Regions from separate parts of the Homo sapiens genome. Here region 1 is linked to region 2. The links are chromatin loops, found by intact Hi-C in ENCODE. Cell type or tissue: PC-3. All regions are shown on one strand. Each heading gives the region's core, and the rest is flanking DNA. Links, peaks and the distances in the headings are about the cores only.

The links. Peaks named below come from ENCODE experiments on the same cell type or tissue, not always from the same donor. Only the 100,000 strongest peaks of a DNase experiment are listed, where the experiment ranks them.
Region 1: it touches region 2 in a loop (2.0-fold over the local background); 1 of 110 quality-filtered maps calls a loop at or near these places.

The regions. Positions count from the first base shown.
Region 1 is chr10:52,386,679-52,389,612 of GRCh38, forward strand. It overlaps the pseudogene RPL31P44. Among named protein-coding and RNA genes, the nearest start is that of DKK1, 74 kb to the left of the region's middle. In PC-3, for the core only: no CTCF peak of the experiment used is centred there; a DNase peak (open chromatin) is centred at 1,273.
Region 2 is chr10:52,565,735-52,568,668 of GRCh38, forward strand. All of the region lies in intron 1 of LOC124902426 (a long non-coding RNA gene), which reads left to right. The region is part of intron 1 of LOC105378305 (a long non-coding RNA gene); the gene reads right to left. Among named protein-coding and RNA genes, the nearest start is that of LNCAROD, 97 kb to the left of the region's middle. In PC-3, for the core only: a CTCF peak has its summit at 1,455 (motif pointing left); DNase peaks (open chromatin) are centred at 1,417 and 2,727; H3K4me3 peaks cover 736 bases; H3K27ac peaks cover 1,633 bases.

The sequences.
Region 1 (2,934 bases), core at 271-2,770, 180 kb before region 2:
AGTGAAACAGGGGAGTTTCTTTCCAAAAACAAACCTTTTCATCATGTATCCCAACCCTTACCACTCTGCAATTAGCAGTGCAATCCCTGTAAGCAGTAGTTTAAGGGGTGCGGTGAGGAGTGAGGTACTTCCTGCAGAGGTCTAGAAGTCCCCAAATTGGTCTAGGAACAGCATCCCCCTCTTCCTCCCTCACAAATTGGTCTTTCCTACTTCAGAAAGTCTAGTGCATAAGGACATTTTCTGTCCTTGAAAGTCAACTCTTGATTACCCGTGAACAGAATTTCTCATTAATTAACTTCATTCTCTTCCTCATGCTATCCAAATTAATTTCCCAGTACTCCAAAATGCTATGTGCCCAAGGTTAGTCAAAATAGGTAAACATACTTCAGAAAATAAAAATGTATTTACTTAATATTCACAGCAATGGTTTGTGTTTATATTATGTATTTATTAATATATTTATATATACAATATATATATTCAGTAAAAATTACTACCTTATATATTATATATTTATATATTTGTGTTTATTATATATAATATACACATATATAATATATAGGCATATGCATTATGTATAAATATATTCATATATGTAACAATATAATATACATATTGATTTATAAGTGATAAACATATATAGTTGTTTTATAGTAGTAAATGATAATAAACACATACTTTTACTATATGAACATACAGTAGGTAACAAATGTATATATAATATATAAATATAAGCATTTTTTGCAGAACTGTATATTTTTATATCAGTATATTAGTTTTAATATTACAGATAAATTTATTTACAATTATTGAAACCATTTGAAAATAAGTTTCAGGCATCATGACACGTGAAATACTTCACTCTTGAACATAGCATATATCTCCTGAGAATAAGGCCATTTTTCCATATAACTATATTACAATAACATAAAAGCAAAACAGTAATTCCTAATATGATATAATACCCAGTTTATATTGAAATTTCCCAAATTGTGACAGGAATGTCTTTGATAGCTGTTTCTGTTTTGTTTTGAACTAGAAATCAGATTGGGTTCAGTTCCTAGATTTAATTCCAAACTTATTTGACCACCAAACTCTCCCCTTCTCCAAAAAGCTTGATGAGTGTATGTGGTTGAACATACCTAGAGACTCAAGAATGCGGAGCATAGAATAGTTTCTGAAAAATGGCCATCCAGCACAAGACTGGCACACAGTGTGAATTAAGTAACAAATTGTCAAATGAACAATAGGTTGGAAGCAAGGTCAGCCAAGGAAGCATGACAAAGGCATTGCTCATCAGGCAGGTGCAACACTGGGAGGAAAGAGTAGGTAATATGAGGTACTATGAGACGAGGTGATGGCACCAGGCATACATGTTTCCTTCTTTACAATTTGCCCCTCTGATTTCATGCTTGCATTAGACTAAAATACCTGTATAGTCAATTCTATAAACTCAAATGAATATCCACAGGCACACACTTGCACACACTCATACAGAGGTGGAGTGGAGAAGAAAAAGAGAGGGAAATAAATAAAGGAAGTTGGGAAAGGAAAAATAAAGAGAAGAAGGGAAATAGTACTTTTGTTACCCAGTGTTTCAAGTTAAGAACAAAGCCTTTAGGACATCAGCATACATTTTGAAGAGTTGCCAGTAAATTTCAAAGTAAGTGGTTTTTTTCTTCTGTGAATGAAACTCATAAGCACTTCCTCTCCTACTTGAAGGGCAAAAGGCCAATCAAGGAATCAGGAAAGGATTTTCAATATGAAGGCTTTTGATCAGACTTTTCTCTCTAGCCTACGTAAGGTGATAATAACTCTGTTTGATATCTCTTGGGGTCAGAATATTGATGATGATAGATTAGACACACTATGGCTGCAGCTACAGGAGTTAGAAGATTTTCTCTGCAACTCTATGGTTTAATACTTTTATACTTACATATACCTAGCAAATAATCCTTCTGAAGGTTCTTTGGATTATCTGTAAAGATGGATGGACTTTTACCATAAGGACTTAGTAAGACAGGGCATGAAAGCACCTAGCCTAGGGTCTAGCACAGCAAAATGTGCTTAATAGATGCTGCCTTATATGATGAATGCTTTTTTCCCTTGAGTCACATCTTGGGGGGAGCAGGTTGCAGTATATGAGAAACAAGCTATGATTCTACTTGGTAGGAAGCAGAATACGAAGAAGTGACAGAGATGCACAGGTTTCTATGACTCGCAATTCAACTCTCATCAACAGAAGTGGTAGGGATTTTTTATGGGAAAATGATCCAAGACTTTAACCTGGTAAATTTCACTTTGAGTCTTTAGACTACTGTCGTCAAATTTAAAGAATTCTTTAAAAATGCTTTACTTATTCCTTCTTGTCTTTTTTTTTTTTTTTGCAATTTTATAACTTTATTTGAGGTATTTGACGGTCAGCGATTAGTTCTCCTCCACATTGACTCTCTGTAGATTTTTGAAAGTGGTTAACAGGTACATGGGTAACCAAAGTATAGAGCTTATTTGGTGAATCTTCATCCTCATTACATTTCCTGGACAACCAAACACGGATTCGGTTTGGGACTTTCCTTATTCCTTTGGCCCAGACAGCTGTGTTGAGCCTGGTATCAATGTGCACATCTGGAGTTCCCATTTCCTTCATGGCAAATTTCTGAATCGCTTTGAGTGCCCGAGGGGGACTCTTCTTGAAGCCCACTCCATGGATGGGGCTTGTGAATGTTGTTGGTGTATTCTCGGGTCACCACCTCGTTGATGACAGAACGGCCCTTTTTCTTCTCTCCACCCTTCTTTGCGGGAACAATTCTGCCAGGTCCAAGTTGGAAAGGAAGAGTGCGAGGGATTCCTTGTCATCCTTCTCTAAGTGTACAAGAGTTACAATATCACTAGTATAATGTATCTCCAGTAGGTTTGCAATAGGGTAAACATTAT
Region 2 (2,934 bases), core at 255-2,754:
TCTATATGGTAGCAATAATACATAATCATGAGCTATTGAGCATCTCTTCTCAACTCTGTTCAGTGATACTGCATTAGTAGTTTGAAATGGGTCATGGTGAGAGTATTCATATCACTTAACCCACAGAGCAGGCAAATGCTATAAATCAGGGCTTGATTAATTGTTTTGTTTATTGTCTTTATTTAAGAAAGTGATACAGGAAACATTAATAATGCAGATTAAACTTAAAAGTGAGTCATGTCTGGAGACATTATACTGTGCAGCACAAAAAATTGAGAAAATAGTTTTCTAACACTTAAAAACTGTTACCTGATTCAGCATATACATCACTCACATAATAGATGAAGGAGGAAAGTTCTGACATTGGTCTTGCTGTTTCACGTTTATCTTTTTAAAATTTTTACTTGTTGTTTTGAGACAGTCTCACTCTGTTGCCCAGGGTAGAGTGCAGTGGTGTGATCACGGTTTACTGCAACCGCCGCCTCCTGGGTTCAAGTAATCCTCTCACCTCAGCCTCCCAAGTAGCTGGGACTAGAGGCACCCTTCACTACACCTAACTAATTTTCTTTGTATTTTTTTTTTTTTTTTGGAGAGATGGAGTCTCGCTATGTTGCCGCACTCGTGTCAAATTCCTGGCCTCAAGCAATCTGCCTGCCTTCACCTCCCAAAGTGCTGGGATTACAGGCGTGAACCACCGTGTTAGGGCCACTTTTATCTTAATGGGTTAAAAAAAATAAAAAAGGAAAGAAAAATCGCAGCCAATATTCACATCAGAACCACATGTATTTGTCAATTGCAGCTATGGGTTGGCTATGATTACAAGAGTTAGGAAAAATCAACAAAAGCTTACACATTCTTATATACTCAAAAGTTATTACAAGATGATGTACACACATACACACACGCACCCTCTTTTGTTTTGTTTTGTTTTGTTTGTTTTATTTTGTTTTGTTTTGAGACCCAGTTGTTAAACATTTACCAGCACTCCACTGGCTGCAACTTTCTATTTCATTTTCTATTTCATTGATTGAAGGTATAATTAGAAAGATAAGAACTTTTCAACAAAGCTTAAGATGTCTTCAGTATGAGAAAGCAAGCATACATGGGATCATTTTCTTGTAGAAATCATTGTAAAGCTTCAACTGCTCTCCTTGACATATAGGAACAGTAAGAACTTGACGCTGTAAAGCATTGCACAAAAATCAACCTTCCTACTGTGTAGCTGAAAGAAATTGCCTTTGGTAGTAAACAATAGTGTAGCAATAGCTAAATATTTCATGAAGAACTTTTTGTTACTTTTAAAAATTGATAAATATTTGTCAACTTGGAAAGAGTCCAAGAAATACAAACTATTTTTTTTACTTTTCTGCTTGATTTTGTTTCTTGTTTCCTGATATTTTTATACCATCTACCTCCTCTATGGTAATTCTGCCCCCTGCTGGAAATGGGTAGATGATAATTTCCCCCCGACTAGGAATTCAAACTATTAAAATACTGTAAAAACATTTAAAAAAAAAATAGAGAAACATTTTCTTAGTAGTGCCCTCAGGTCAATGAGCTTTTCATATAACAGTACTGTATTTGTCATTATAGAAATTAACATTTATCTTACATCTCGTGGTAAGAGATTTATGTTATTTCTCCCATTAGGTTGATGGAGCTCGTACTTTCTCCCTCCCCGGAAATTTGGTACAGTGCTCTGAAACATTTTAGTACTTAAATATACTACAAGAGCATTAACTTCCTTGATTTTAATTTCTTTCCATTTTGAAACATTTCTTTTTTATAATTATAATTTCAGATAGTAGTCATTGTCCTATTAACTAGTAAGCCTATTTCAAGTGCCTACTATTTATCTAACTCTGTGCCAAAGGCTGAGGGATTTTTCCAACATGAGGATCCTGCAGATGCTTTTCCTTTTGTTTCTTCTAAATAATTGTCATGAGCATATGGACACACTGACTGATCAGATATAACTAACCCATCAGGTATCCCTTTTTCCTTCCCTTGTTATAAACTTAGAACGTATGTTGTGTCTATTCATAAGACCATCTGATGTTCAGTTTTGAGTTAGACTCATTCCTAACTCACTTAATGTACAAATACTTCTTTCTGTTCATTTTTACCTATTCCTAGTTTATATCAATTTAAAATGTTTTATTTATCTTAGAAGTCACTTTAAATCCTTTTGAAAATAAGATGAAGCCAAAGCATAAAAATTAAATTAAAATGTTGGGGGACGGCTACCCAAGAAAAGTTTAGGTATAATTTGTATTCATATGGAGCTTGCAGAACACCTAGAAAGCTGCCATTTATAACCCATCATTTTAAGTCACATTTGCTTATGGCTTCTTGGATGGCTTCCTGGTCCCTTTTTTTTCTCTGGAAGCTTGATAGCAGCAGAAAGTCAGAGCCAACAGATAACTTAGACCAAAAGTTCTAAGCTGGGAGGTTTGTTATAAATGTCTTCCATATAACACTAGCCTCCTAGGCCATTTAAGGCTAGAGTTCAATTAAGCAAAATTTAAATCTAAATGTCAGTGTGGTAGAGAGGGATCCTTACCATAATCTGATTTATCGCTTGGTTATTACGATCATTTTGTTCTATTCTCCACCCTGGACTAATGAAAGACTATTACCATAGAGCCATGACAAGTTTTATTCTCTTGAACTGTCTAGCTTTGTTACTTTCCCTTGCTAATAGTCACTTACTGAGTCAGAGATGCTGCAGACATTGCAAATAGAATGATTCCTCATATGTCACTAGGGATACAGTTTTCTGAGATACAGATCTAGCAAGGGCATGAGAAAGAGAAGAAAGCAAAAAAGAAATCATCTCTGCTAATTCAATTGTGGGTTTCCTTGGATCAAAGACTACCTATTACAGCATACCAAGTTCAAGACTATTCATAGGATGCTGGAGGCCCTCTCCTC